Regions from separate parts of the Homo sapiens genome. Here region 1 is linked to region 2. Evidence: chromatin contacts called from ENCODE Hi-C or POLR2A ChIA-PET data. All regions are on one chromosome and are shown on one strand. The core of a region is the stretch at or near the end of the contact, and the rest is flanking DNA. Distances in the headings are between cores, read along the strand shown. Region 1 holds the start of TNFRSF13B (TNF receptor superfamily member 13B). Region 2 holds the start of TRPV2 (transient receptor potential cation channel subfamily V member 2).

Evidence for each region. A loop is a pair of places that touch in the nucleus more often than their neighbours do. ChIA-PET counts read pairs that join two places held with the same protein, here RNA polymerase II (POLR2A). Pooled maps may share reads with other maps.
Region 1: a loop to region 2 is called in a map with no recorded cell type, with 3 times the contacts of the local background. The contact joins the promoter of TNFRSF13B here to the promoter of TRPV2 in region 2. A Hi-C loop is called at or near these places in 1 of 168 maps with a recorded cell type or tissue (GM12878), 18 of 37 single-sample maps with no recorded cell type and 4 of 50 pooled maps. POLR2A ChIA-PET finds 5 or more read pairs at or near these places in 1 of 52 experiments (GM12878).

The regions. Positions count from the first base shown.
Region 1 is chr17:16,970,746-16,978,064 of GRCh38, reverse strand. TNFRSF13B (TNF receptor superfamily member 13B) reads left to right here and starts at 5,947. Exons shown (of 5, transcript NM_012452.3): 1 at 5,947-6,050. The coding sequence starts at 5,990. LOC284191 (a long non-coding RNA gene) reads left to right here. Exons shown (of 3, transcript NR_148948.1): 3 at 435-2,066. RefSeq lists enhancers at 2,048-2,177, 4,226-4,275, 4,346-4,515.
Region 2 is chr17:16,414,003-16,421,334 of GRCh38, reverse strand. It overlaps TRPV2 (transient receptor potential cation channel subfamily V member 2), which reads right to left and starts at 5,764. Exons shown (of 15, transcript NM_016113.5): 1 at 5,502-5,764; 2 at 3,467-3,773; 3 at 1,087-1,220. The coding sequence starts at 3,666. RefSeq lists enhancers at 1,345-1,434, 4,034-4,143, 4,484-4,533, 4,794-4,863, 5,814-5,933 and a silencer at 4,974-5,093.

The DNA.
Region 1 (7,319 bases), core at 4,698-7,197, 560 kb before region 2:
TGTGGAATCCCATAGAGCAGCTAAACGGGAATGAGCTCATTATATGAGCATCCATATGAGCTGATCTCAAAGGTGTTGGGTGAGAAAAGAAAGGGACATAATGATAGATTTAGAATGCTATTTATATAAAATGTTTAAAAATAACACGCAAAATAATGCTATATACTGTATTTTTCATAGCTAAAACATTCTGTACTGTACTCATAAAAGTATAAAAAGGGGCCTGGAAGATAGAGCCACATTTATGATGGTGAGTGTAGGGTAGGAAGTAGAATAGGGAGTTGGGGGATTTCGGAGATTTCACTGTCATGTTTTCCTTCTTATAAGAAAAACTTGAAGGTGAATATGCCAAAATTTTAACACAAATTCTCAGTGGTGAAAATATGGATGTTGGTTATATTTTTCATGGTTATTTTCTGTATTTTTTTTCAAAGGGGAAAATAACAAGAAAGCTCTATTTACAGAAAAACACCAGCTAAAAAATGTAGAAGGAATCTAAAAGGTATCGAAAGTTACCACCTTGCAAGTGGAATATTGGTTTTGGCCAAAGATGCTAAAATGATCAACAGAAGGGTCGTCCTTTCTGTTGGGAACCAGGATGCTCACAAGGCATTGCCCACAAGGGACACTAATTGCAAAAGGGACAGTGTGCCTCCACAGGGGAACAGCTGGTGTCACCATCTTAACAAGGGATCTGACAGCATCACCGTGGGGGGAGAAAGCCAACATCATGCACCTCCAGGAGCTCTCAGAGGTTGGAGGAACACGTGAACCAACACCAGGAGGATACAGCCCGAGAGATCAGCCATGGGACATTTCACAAGACCACGGCCAAGTCTCTTCACAAAGTCAACGTCAAACACACCAAACAAAGGAAAAAAAGATAAAAGAGAAGAAAAAGAGCAAAAGGGAAGGGACTGCTCTAGCCAAAAAAGGACTACACAGATACAATGACCGGATGTAATATGTGACCCCCAGAGGGATACCGATTCAAAAGATGCAGCCATGGAAAATGTCTTATAAGCACCAGGGCCATTTAAATGTGGACTAGATGTCAGATGGTCTTATTGAACTATGATTGACTTTCTTAGATGTGATCATGACAGTCTATGTGAGAGAATGTCCATTTTCTTAGGAGGTGCCTTGTGGACACACTTAGGACTGCAGTGTCGGGATGTCTGCAAATTGCCTTCAGGGTCTCAGCCAGAAGGCAGGCAGGAAGAGACAGAGATGGATGGAGCCATGCAGACACCAAGGTGAAGAGCTACTGAATCTTGGTGGAGGGTCCCTGAGTCTTCATTATAATTTTAACTTTCTTGAAGTTTTGAAGTTTTCATAATAAAAAGTTAGGAGGGAAACATTTTAAAGTAGAGAAACTAGATCTTCCCACAGAACACTGGGGACCCTTATTATTATTATTTTAAACCCTGCTCTTTGCTTTTTCAAAGTGAGTTTTGCTAAAATAATGGTATCTAGCATTTCTGAGAAATTAGCACAAATGTACAGCTACATTAGCAACAGGAAATTCAGCACATCTGAGTCATCTATGTAAATGGCAATAATGAAAATGAGGGCTTTCGCTGCATGTCTAAGAAATGTCCTCTTTTGGAGACTCTTCCTTTTGTTTTACACCCAGAACTGTCTCAGAGGAGGTTCAACAGCAGGGCCTCAAGGGACCAGGAGTAGGTGGCAGACATGAGGGAGCTCAAAGAGACCACAGCACCTGCAGGGATGTGGGTCTTTAGGGCCAAAATACCACGGACATGCTAGTGCAGAGTGGAACCATCTCCCTGGGAAATATTGATCAACAGGCCAGTGTTGCCTTTCTTCAAACAATTTAACTTAAGGAGCTCATGCCCCTCAAGGTGACAAAGACGGTAAAATGTGAATTAAATGAGCAGATGTTACGTGTTTAGAACAGTGCCCTAAGTTTTCCCTGTTGTTACTCCCAATGATCACTGTAGGAGTTCATTTCAAAAGCTAAGAACTGTCCGGCAGGCTATACTAAATGGAAAAGGTGGCATGCTAAACAGCAACCTTGATCTGTATAAGCCAGCAGTTGTGTTAAAAAAAAAAAAAAAAGGTATGGAGGGGGAGGGAGAGGTGAAATATATCCTCTAGCGACACGCACATGCTCAGAAATGCCTAGGCTTTGCTGGGAGGCTGTATGAACAAGGTCCACTAAGGGTTGCCGCCTTTGAGTAGGGACATCATGGGCCTAGGATAACCAGACAGGAGAGAAATTTACTTCCGCCATATTCTTTTACTGCTTGAATTTTTTTCTTTACTATGTGTGCATTTTAACTCGCTAATTATACATATATAAATGAACCAGGTCCAAAACCTTAAGGTATATGAGTTATCTCTACTCTGGGTTCTAAATCTCTTCTGTCACCTTGGCTGTGGAGCTTAAAATTAGAATCCCGCATCCTCTTGGGAGACAGCTCAAAAAAAGGCTGGTCTCAGAATGAGCTTTAGAAACCTCCAGCACCTGTTCAATCTTCTGGGGGAGCCAGTGCAGAGGGGGAATCTATTTTTGTGTTTCATGAAACGATCCCATTTGTATGTTTCCATTTATACAAAGTTTGGGGAACAAGCAAAATGAATCTGTGGTGGCAGGAGTCAGAATTGTGACTCTCTTGGGGATGGAGTGGGGTGTGCTGGCTGGAAGGGGCAGTGAGGGACCTTCTGGGGGCTGTGCATGCTCTGAGTTGTGATCTGAGTTGTGGTTGCCTGGGTGTGCATGTATGAGAACACTTACTGAACTTCCCATTTTAAAAGGGTGCATTTCACTGTCTGTAAATTACACCATCTAATTAAAGAAAATAGAAAGCAAATTAAATCCATTCTCTGTAAACTGCATTTGAGCAAAAGCATTAACAAGCTGTGATTGGCAGTAAGACATTAGGGAACTCTGTCATTCAATTCTCAGCCACTCCCCAAATCAGGCTGGATTTTGTTTGTTTTTCATTTCAGGCATAACAGGTATTGGCTTTAAAACTCCAGGACAATGTGTGTGGCTGCAGAGAGCAGCATTCAGTCCCATGGAAGCACAGTCTGGAAGCACAGTCTGCTCACTGGACAAAGCTGAACTTGCTGTCTTTCCTTCTTCTCCTTCCTTCTCCTCTTTCTCCTTCTCCTTCTTCTTCCTCCTCCTCCTTTTTTTGCGACAGGTTCTCATTCTGTAGCCCAGGCTGGAGTGCAGTGGTGTGATCATAGCTCACTGTAGCCTTGAACTCCTGAGCTCCAGCCCAGTGTTGCAATCCTCCAGCCTCCCAAGTTGCTAGGACTACGGGTGCACACCACCACACCCAGCTAATTAAAAAAAAAATTAGGCTGGGTGCAGTGGCTAACGCCTGTAATCCCAGCACTTTGGGAGGCCAAGACGGGTAGATCACTTGAGGTCAGGAGTTCGAGACCAGCCTGGACAACATGGTGAAACCCTGTCTCCAATAAAAATACAAAAATTAGCCGGGAGTGGTGGCTCACTCCTCTAGTCCCAGCTACTCAGGAGGCTGAGGCACGAGAATCGCTTGAACCCAGGAGGTGGAGGTTGTAGTGAGCTGAGATCACGCCACCACACTCCAGCCTGGGCAACAGAGTGAGACTCGGTCTCAAAAAAAAAAAAATTATAGAGACAGGGTCGCTATGTTGCCCAGGCTAGAGCTGAGCTTTCTAACCATCAGAGCTACCCCCCAGGGAGCCAGCTGCTCCGTGAGGTGGTGAGAGCCCTGACCCTGGGGGTATGCAAACAGGAGGTGAGGGGGGACTCAGTGAGGGCATCCTGTAGTGACTTTGGGCTTGCCCATTTCAACAGGCAGAAAGTTCCTGGCAATGGGATCTCTTTCTTACCTCTCTCTTAGAAATCCACTGCCAGAGCCCAGCTATGGTTTTGTCACTGTTCATTGACACAAGTAATTAAATGTAAACAAGTAATTAAATGTAAAACCCCTACAAATGTAAAAGCCCTAAATGTAAAATGTTTAGCCCTACAAATAGGGCTAAAGTCCCCTTTGACGGTCACCCCCAGTCCTGGTTCCCTCTTGCCCCACCCGGCGAGAGCCAGTTTCGTCATGCATGTCTTTGCAGACTTCTTATGCTTCACAGTCATGTGTGCGTGATCACAGACAACACAGCGCTGTACTGTGTGTGTGTGTGTGTGCATGTTGTTTGCTTTTGGTTTTGTTTTACTAAAAGGCATCATGCTGTAAGGCTCATGCTATAAGCTACTTTTATTTACTCAGCGTCTGTCCTGAAAGCTTCGAGATTTCTCATTCTTTTAACTGTGCAATAGATTCCTGGCTCTGGCCTGTGCACCCTGCTTATTCAGGCATCCTCTGCTGCATGGACATTTACATTGTTTCCCGTTTCTCGCTGTCATGAGGAGGCTCACGGAGGAGGAGAATTTCTGGGGGGTGGGTTAGGTGTGTGTTGTGCATTTAACTGACCCTGGCTGGTTACTCTCCAGAACGCTGCTGCCAGCTCCCTCCCTCCAGTGGGCCCTGAGTTCATGCTTCTGTAGATCACCCCCCTGCCCTTGATGTTACCAACTTTAAAACTTTGCAACCTGATGGCTGAAAGTTAGTTTTTCATTGTTCAGTTGTTTTTCTGATTTTTGGGAGACTGGACATTTTCCTGTGTTTGCTGACCGTCTGCATCTCCTCTCCTGCTCTGTGCACCATCACCCTGCTCCAGCTGCTTCCTGCAGCCTCCCTCCTTCCTCTCCACCTCTCCATGTCCTCCTCGTCCTTCAGTTTCTTCCTAAGGGCCCATGGGCTTTCTTTGGCTTTTACGTTCCTCTCACTCCGCCTTTGGCTGTTGCTGGGCCTCCCATCCCCTGGGAGGTTTCAGACGATGGGGAAGACACAGGAGTGCAGTCGCCATGCAGTGCAATACGGGCTGTAATGTTCCTCCTCCACGGCCTTTATTGAGGACTTACTGTGTGCCAAGAACCTGCTCTAAGAATGTAACTGTGCTCCCTCCCTCATTTCATGCTCATAACCGCCTGTGAGGCGGGCAATGTTCTCATCCTTTTTTTTTTTTTTTTTTTTGAGATGGCATCTCTGTTGCCCAGGCTGGAGTGCAATGGCACGATCTCGGCTCACTACAACCTCTGACTCCCAGGTTCATTCTCCTGCCACAGCCTCCCAAATAGATGGGACTACAGGCACGCGCCACCACACCCGGCTAATTTTTTGTATTTTTTTTTAGTAGAGATGGGGTTTCACCGTGTTGCCCAGGATGGTCTCGAACTCCTGAGCTCAGACAATCCACCTGCCTCGGCCTCCCAAAGTGCTAGGATTACAGGCGTGAGCCACCATGCCCGACCTCATCCTTGTTTTACACAGAGAACATGGAGGCACAGAAGAGTTCCATAAATTGCCACCAAGGCCTTCTGCTAGTATGCAGCAGAGTCAAGATTCAAACGCAGGCTGTCCGGTCCTGGGGTTCAGCCTCTCCAGTGCTCTGCTAGGTGTTGGAGAGGGTCAAGGAGATACAGAGAATGAGTACCACCTGACAGGCTGGGACAGTCAGGGATGGCTTCCTGGAGGAGGTGACACCTCAATGGAGCCTTGAAGGAAGAGCAGGAGGAGCCGACCAGGCAATGAATAGAATAAGTATACCCAGGAAGAGGGAAAGGCCTGAGTGATGCTGGGAGGGTGGAGAGCTGGCCTGGCTTGGGGTGTGTGCCGGCGGGCAGGAGATGAGGACCAAGGGATGGCCAAGGCCAGATCTAGAAGAGCCTGGGCCATCCCATAGTCAATACCTCATCGCAAGGCCCGGCAGGCCTTCCACTGCTCTGTGTGTACCCCATGGGACGCCAGGAGCCTGGGCCGCAGCCACCCACCTGGGCTCCTGAGACCCAATGCACAGGCATGGGGGCGGGAGTGGGTGTGGCTGATTTACATCCAACAGGTTGAGGGGAAAACCCAGGAAGTGCAGCCCAAGCACTAATCAAATCTAAGACTAGTAATAAGCATCCTGAGTAATGAGTGGCCTGGGCCGGAGCAGGCGAGGTGGCCGGAGCCGTGTGGACCAGGAGGAGCGCTGTGAGTAGCCGGGCAGGAGGGCAGGAGGGCAGGTGGGAGGTGTGAGGAGGGTTGGGCCTGAGTGCCGTGGGGGTTGCAAGGTCCAGCAGGTGCAAAGCCCACAGCAGATCCACACACTGGGGCAGTCCCAGCCTCCCCAAGCTCCTGCACATGGAGAGCCCCGAGTCTGGATGCCTCTGGGATGTGGGGCTTGCCTTCCGTGACAGAAGCCACTGAGGTTGCAGGGTTGGCCACACCGGCAGGAATTCCCTTTGTCACCATGGCCCCTGCACAGCCCCCATTTTCCCCCTTACATGCCCGCTGGACCATTTTAATGCTAATCTCAAATACCAGATTGTTTGAGTTGTGGAGACCACAGGATTTATTCCTTAAGAACACAAACCCTAAAAACAAAACAAAAAACTAAGCATCATACCTTCACCCCTGCTGAAACAACAATTCCTGAACATCATCACATAGCCCGCCAGGGTTCAAACTGTACCAACTGTCTCACCAATGTCTTTCTCAGTTGACTTGTTCAAATCAGCCTGTCCCACATTAGACTTTTGGCTATGTTTTAATCTATAACAGTTTCCACCCATTTTTTCTGTTATATATTTATATTTATATTTATCCTATAGCTTTCTTTTTTTTTGTTTTGTTGTTTTGTTTTTGTTTTTGTTTTTTGAGACAGAGTCTTGCTCTGTCACCCAGGTTGGAGTGCAATGGCATGATCTCGGCTTTCTGCAACCTCCGCCTCCCGGGTTCAAGCCATTCTCCTGCCTCAGCCTCCCGAGTGGCTGAGATTATAGGTGCCCACCACCACGCCCGGCTAATTTTTTGTATTTTTAGTAGAGATAGGCTTTCGCCACGTTGGCCAGGCTGATCTCAAACTCCTGACCTCAGGTGATCCACCTGCCTCAGCCTCCCAAAGTATTGGGATTACAGGCATGAGCCACGGCACCCGGCCCGTATAGCATTTTCATCAGGGTGGGTTTCTAAGGTTTTATGAAAGGGCCCCAGGTCCTTTAGTGCAGACAGAACCCATGGCCAGATGGACCCGGGGCACAGCCTAGATTCACAGCCTCTGCCTGCTGCTCTGTCCCACACCTCAGGCAGGGAGCAAATTTGTTCTTCAGTCCTTTTTTGTGTCCAGCCACCAAGTCCCCAGAATCTACACAGCCAGGGGCTCAAATATGTAAAGTTTCTGAGAGACTTGGACAAGGCAGTGACCAGAGGCTGCCTTAACACAGGATGAAATTGCCCAGTGCTCTGGGGCCACGAGTCAGG
Region 2 (7,332 bases), core at 4,515-7,014:
TGAGGCTGAGGCAGGAGAATGGCATGAGCCCGGGAGGTGGAGTTTTGCAGTGAACTGAGATCGCACCACTGTACTCCAGGCTGGGCAACAGAGCAAGACTCCGTCTCCAAAAAAAAAAAGGGGAATAATATAAACAAAGTGGATAGCACACAGAGGGCCTGGCACACAGCTAGTTGAAGCCAAAAACTACGAACAACCTAAAATGGCCATCGATAAGTAAGGAATTGGTTAACTAAATGATGATAAGGACACAAGGGAAAACTCACTCTGCAGTTGTCAAAGTGACTAAGTTAGACATGTACTGAAATGGAAAGTGCTACAAGATGTATTAAGTGGAGGAAAAGCACGTTACAAATTAGTATATGTGTCAAGACCCCATTTATGTAAATATATACTGATGTATTAAGAAAGTCTGGATAGGCCCTGCGCGGTGGCTCACACCTGTAATCCCAGCACTCTGGGGGGCCAAGGTGGAAGGATCACTGGAGCCCAGGAGTTTGAGGCCAGCCTGGGCAACATGGCAAAACCCCATCTCTCCAAAAATAAAAAAGAAGAAAGAAAGAAAGTCTGAACAGATGCATTCTCAAACAATTAATTGGAGCCCAGGATGAGAGACTGTGTTTACCCTTGGCTCTATATGTTTCCTTACTGTTTGAATCTTCTAGAGTACTCATGTTATTTTTCTGATCAGCCCAAACAATACAGATATTTAGATTTTGGGCAAAGAGTGCTTTGAGATGGGTTAAGTATATGGTATGTGCATTATATATTATATCTCAACAACACTGTTATTAAAAAAGATAAAAAAAGATTGCTTTGGGTTTCCATTCAGCCACTGCAATGGGCTAGGGGTGACAGAGGTAGCCAGGAGGCCTGAGGGGTGGGTGGAAGTGGGAGGCACAGCCAAGACTGACAGGAGGCCATCCTTGATTAACTCTGTCCACAGGGCCCCCCAGCCATCCTTCCAGTGGGAGGGCTGCTGAGAACACTCACTCCTCAGCTCCTGACCAGGGATCAAGCCCACACAGCCCACCTAACTATCAGCTCACAGGATGCCTAGCCTTGGATCCACAGGGCAGGGTCTACCTGTGTATTCCGAGTCGGTGAGGTACTTGCTGGTCTTGCTCAGGTACTCTGGAAGTCCAGCCAGATCCTCGGGGACACCCCGGGAGACCGCATTGAAGAGCCGATCTCGGTCAAATCGGTTTGGATCCGGCTGACTGTGGAGGATGTGGTTTGTGACTCATGCTGGAGAAGAACCACAGGCCCCCCCAAAAGCCCTCCATCCCAGGGAGCCCTTTCAGGGAGTCCTGTACACACTGCACACCCCTCAGGCCCAGGAGCCCAGTGAGAGCCCTTCTGAGGGCCTCTATCCTCCTAGAGCCATCCTAGGGGACCCCGGGAGGAGGAAAAGGGGCCTGTCCAGGCACTAAGCTGCTTCATCCCCATGACGCCAGTCATCACAGACACTTTTCAGCATCAGGTGCTTGTCATGTGCCAGGTGCCTTGATGTACCATCTCTCAACAGCCTCGATATCCCACTGGGTCCCCTTCAGCACACACCACTTGTGGTGGCTCTTGAGCTTGGGGCTGGATCTGGATAGGGCTGTGGGAGGTCCCCGCAGACTCACAGTGGCTGCATGCATCACTGCCTTCAAAGAAAGTATGCAGAAAATCTCCCTTCTCCTCTTAGAAACCATCTATTAACTACAGAATATTCTGTGCCTTTCATCTTCACTTCAGCCCTGCTGGTCAGAAACTACTCATTTCTCCATTAGATAAACAAGGAGGTCATGTAACTTGCCAAAGTCACACAGCGCCAAACTGGGAATCTCAGCAGGGCTGTTTAACTTTAGACCCTGACTCTGAATCCCCAGAGAGATTCTAGGCTTGGCAGCAAGAAATTTCCCAGAAACAGAGCATTACCTGGGCCCAACGCTGGGCCCAATGTTGAAACATATCAGACACCACCAAGAAGGCACACCTAATGAGAAATCTCTCCCACAGACCCCGGAAGGGATCTGGTAGCTTGTCAGAATCTAGAATCTAGCAGCGTCTGGTGACTGGAAGTGGGAAGGGCATGAGTCATTCCCTCCTGGGCTGTGTTACTAATCACAGGGGCCAACTTGCCTCTGGGGCTTCTGGTACCACCACCAGCAGATATGCGAAGACAAAGAACAGGGGGTGCTATTTGATGATTTGTAGACCCTCAGGTCCCAGCTTAATGTCTCTTGTGGAATGGGTCAACCAAGTAAAGGTTGGTGACAAGGTGATTGTTGGGATCCGTCACTTTTTTTTTTTTTTTGGAGACAGAGTCACACTGACACCCAGGCTGGAGTATGGTGGCATAATCTCTGCTCACTGCAACCTCTGCCTCCTTGAATCAGGTGGGGATTTCAAGGGTAGACTTTTTAAGCCAACAGCTATGACTGTAATTACAGCCAGCCCTCCTTTGTCAGCACCAGGAAGCCACACATGACCATGAGGGCTCTATCTGCTGCTGACAGGAGCCCTGTGGACAGTCTGGCTGGCAGAAGTGGCCATTTGGACAAAGAACTTTCTGTCACCAGGGTGGCATCATGGTCCTGGGGTAGGGAAGCCCATTGAGGGCACAGATTGAGGTACTGAAAGCATCAAGGGCCCGTCCTGCCTGTGTCGGGCAGGCTCCACAGCTCCCAGAATCTCCTCATGCATCCTCCCCTACCCTGGTGCTGAATCTGACCACTGTCCTCCAGCACAAACAGGAAGCAGCTCTAGCCTGCGAGGCCAAAGCTGGTGGCTGTACCTCAAGCATGAGAAGGGAAGAAGGGGCTTCTGTGGCAGAGTCTAGCCTGGCCCATGAGGATTCTCCAGCCTCACTGGGCAGGCCCCGCCCCCGGGCAGGGAAGTAGGGGGTGCCAAATGCAGCAGGACTGGAAGTGGGACTCTCAGGAATGTGGTGCTCACACAGTCTGAATTGGTGGAAAGACCACAGGAAAATCAAAGTGCAGATGACTCCAAGCAGAAGCCTGTCATCCCCAATCCCACAGTTCACGTCCCCTGAGTGACAGGCTCAGTCTTGCAGAACTGAGGAGAGCCTGGGACATTTCCAGATGTCCTTGATTCTCACTGGATGGAGTGTGGATCCTGCTGCCTTCCCCAACAGGGACCATGACAGGGGTGGGAGTTGGCATGAACAGGGGGATTTGAGGGTCAGTTGAGGACTTAGAGCTCAAGAATGTATCTCATGAAGAACATGACCTCAGAAGGCAGAAGGCCAAGAATGGGGAAGCCTCTGGAAAGAGCAATGCCAGATGGCAGAGCAGAGGCAGCCTGTCGGGCCCAGGAGCCACCAGGGCCAGACTGAGGACTCCACAGGCTGTGGGAAGGGGCACTGGTGCTGGACTAGTCAATGAGTCTCACTCCGGGTGCTCTGCTGGAGCTGGGCAGGGGGCCCCCTTTGCCCTGCCCCCACTTGCTGTCTCACCTGGCACCTGTTCCCTTTCGGTAGTTGAGGTTGACTCTTATCTGAGGGGCGAATTTCCGGTCCTCGCCCTGGAACTGTGACTCCATGGGAGGCAGCCCGCTCCCAAAATCCAGCTTTCCTCTGTCCGCCTCAGAGCCATCTTCTTGGCCTCCATCTAATGTCTCCAACCTGAAAACTGGAGAGCTGGAGGGTGAGGTCATCCTAGGAGGAGGAGGCTGCTCGGTCCAGCCAGGACCTCTGTGCAGATGGAGATGTCAAGGGTCCTGTCTTCCTCCCAGCTGCGCGTCGGTGTTGGCCTGACTGGAGCCTGCAAAAGGAGGTATTAGGTTAGTGCAAAAGGCTGGGCGTGGTGGCTGGGTGTAATCCCAGCACTTTGGGAGGCTGAGGCTGGCTGGTCAGCTGTTAGAGACCAGCCTGACCAACATGGTGAAACCCCATCTCCACTAAAAAAAATACAAAAATTAGCTGGGCATGGTGGCTTGTGCCTGTAATCCCAGCTACTAGGGAGGGTGAGGCAGGAGAATTGCTTAAACCCGGAAGCTAAGATGGCACCACTGCACTCCAGCCTGGGCAACAGAGCAAGACTCTGTCTCAAAAAAAAAAAAAAAAAAAATTGCGGTTTTTGCCATTACTTCTCATTACTTCTAATGGCAAAAATGCCAAGTGCAAGTAGGTCCACCCACTGTGTGGGAGCCCAGCCCCAATGCAGGGGAAGTGGGCCAGGAGGGATGAGCAGCAGGGGTGAGGAGAGGGAGGGAGGCCTGTGGGGTGAGGAACAGGGAACCAATAGGGCCACCCTTTTGATGTTGTCCCCCAGGAAGAGCCATGACTGTCCCCGACTTTTCCTCTGGGACTTCCTGGAATCTGAGGGGTCACAACCCCTGTTACCATTTACATTAACAGCACAACCCTTTCTTTACACAACGTCTTGCCTGGCAGCCAATATTCCAACAGATAAAAGTGCGATGACTGGGATGGGGCCAGTCACTCAACCCCTCGCCAAAGAAGGGGAGCTCTAAGAAGAAATAACTGGGAAAACCACTAGACTATCAAACCCTTCATTTTGCTGCCAAGACTACTAAGGCTTAGAAAGGGGGAGTGGCTTTCCCAAGGTCGCCAGTTGTTGGCAGAGCCGGATCTGACACCATGCGTCTACCATGACGTTCCTCTTCCGTTTTCAAAGCCTTTCAGGGTCTGTCTATATTTTCAGTCTGATTCAGCTCTGAAGGCATCGAATACTACCTTTGTGTGCCTCAGGGCCTCTGGGGGCTTCACGAAGGGAGGGAGGCCCCTAGCCTGTGGCCCAGGCTCTCTCCACCACGCTGCCTCAGGCCCTAGGCTGGCCTAGGAAGCTCAGCAAACAGCACAATCTCACCCTCACAGGAAAACTGAAACCACAGCCTCCATCACTTGGCAAGGGTGGGGCCTCGGTCAGGGTTGGGGAACCCTCATGGGCCCAGTGAGCAGGATCAGAAAGAAGAAGGAGTCAAAGAGTGGTAAGGAGACAGAAGGGTGGAGAAGGGGGCAGGGGGCAGGGGGCAGAGAGCAGAGAGGAGCGGCACCAGCAGAGGGAAGTGGAGAGGGTAGGCTGGGACCAGGCCCTGGGGACCCGGGTGGGGTATTTTCCCATGGAAACATGGGAGGTGGGGAGCTGCCTGGCTGCCTCAGTTTGCAGATGTGACCCACCACCCTTTCTACACACACTGGGGCAGAAGGGTGCTCTTTCCGTTTCATACCGTTTAGCCCATCTGTGTCCCCAACCAAACCCTGGCCCATTCCTCCAGCCCTAGACTCCCAAGCCCCAGCAGCAACAGTTGTCTGTCCAGCCCCCACCCCACCTCCTGGGACCCTCACCCACCCTGGCAGCAGAGGAAGGGGTGTGGAGGTCCAGGGAGAGGGTGCTGGAGCCCCACACAGACCCTGGCTCCAGGCTGTAGAAGCCAGGAGCCCACTAGGCCTTCCCCACCCCATCATTCACTGTCAGGCTTGGAGACCCGGCCCCCTCCAACGTCCCCAGCATTGCCCACCGACTTACCCCGCAGGCTGAGGCCAGGGCGTGGCGGCTGCTGGGATCCCGGAGCTTCTCAGTAGCAGGGGCTGCGGGAGGAAGTGAAGCCGGGAGGGGCTGCCGGCGCTGACAGCAGAGGAGCGGCGGAACCTCCCTCCCCAGCTCTGAGCACTAAGCTCCAGCAAGCAGGTTCTGGTCTCTCGGTCACCCTCAGCCCACCTGGCCAGCCGGCACGGTGGAGAACGGGAGCTTAACTCTCCCCTGTCAGGACAGGCTAGCCACCAGAGACTGACCATCTGGACACACCCTGCTGCGAATCAGGCTCCACCCCCACCCCTCCCCCTTCTAGCCACTAAGGTCTCAGGTGGGGGTGGGTGACACTCAGAGGCAGCCCTTGGATGCTGGGGACTTGCCACCCATGGAAGCTGCCATGGATGGGGGATTCTTCCCCAAGTCCACTGACAGCTATCTCCTCCCCTTCTCCACCACATGCCTTCCAAGCAGCCGTGTGGCCCATAAATGGGCCTGAGTTGACCCATGGCAGGGGAGAAAGCTGATGTGGACAGCCCCCAGGGAGAGGCTCAGCCCAGCAGATGCCCCTGGGAACACAGTCCCACCCACCCATCCACCCAGCAGTTGGGGGACTTTCCCACCTCCCAGGACCTTCTCCCAGCCTCCTGACCCCAGGACTCTGATGGCTAAAGTTCCCCTAAAGGTGCTCCAAGCACCAGCCAGCAGGTGGAGACAAGGAGGTGGGCACGCACTGCTAAAATCAGACCTCACCACCAACGGGGCCCTGGTCTGGACTCAGTCTTGGAGCTTGGGGACCCAACCACCACCGAAGTAGCCCTAGGAATCTCTCTCCCTCACTCCCAAAACCTGGCATCAGCTCTTCCTCCAAAATTTGTCTTTCTGAGTGGTCCAAGCCACTATCACTGCTCCCCTGGGCAACTGCAGCCACCTCCAAACTGGTCTCCCTGCTTCATTCTTGCCCCACACTCATAATCCATTTCTCCTTATAGCAACTGAAGTGACCTTTTAAAAATGGGAACCAGGGCCGGGCGCAGTGGCTCACACCTGTAATCCCAGCACTTTGGGAGGCCGAGGTGCATGGATCACTTGAGGTCAGGAGTTCAAGACCAGCCTGGCTAACATGGCAAAACCCCATCTCTACTAAAAATACAAATATTAGCTGGATATGGTGGTGGGCACCTGTAATCTCAGCTACTTGGGAGGCTGACGCAGGAGAATCGCTTGAACCTGGGAGGCGGAAGTTGCAGTGAGCTGAGATTGTGCCACTGCACACCAGCCTGGACAACAGAGCGAGACTCTGTGTCAAAAAAGAAAAAAAAAGAAAACCAGGTCACCTAACGCCTTGACTTAATCACAAAACCTCACCCATGGTGCTTGGAATAAAATGCAAACTCCATACCATGAGCCCTCAAAGTCCAGATGCCCTTCTCCATCGCTATCCGTCACTCATGGCAACCCTGTCATGCACATTACACTCTAGGCCTGCGCCATCCAATAAGATAGTCACTAGCCACAATGACTGTTTAGATTTAAATCAATTATAATAGGCCTCACGCTTGTAATCCCAGCACTTTGGGAAGCTGAGGTGGGTGGATCACCTGAGGTCAGGAGTTCCAGACCTGCCTGACCAACATAGTGAAACCCCATCTCTACTAAAAATACAAAATTAGTCCAGGCGCGGTGGCTCATACCTGTAATCCCAGCACTTTGGGAAGCCAAGGTAGGTGGATCACTTGAGGTGAGGAATTCGAGACCAGCCTGGCCAATATGGCAAAACCCCATTTCTCCTAAAAATAAAAAAAAATAGCCAGGCGTAGTGGCACGT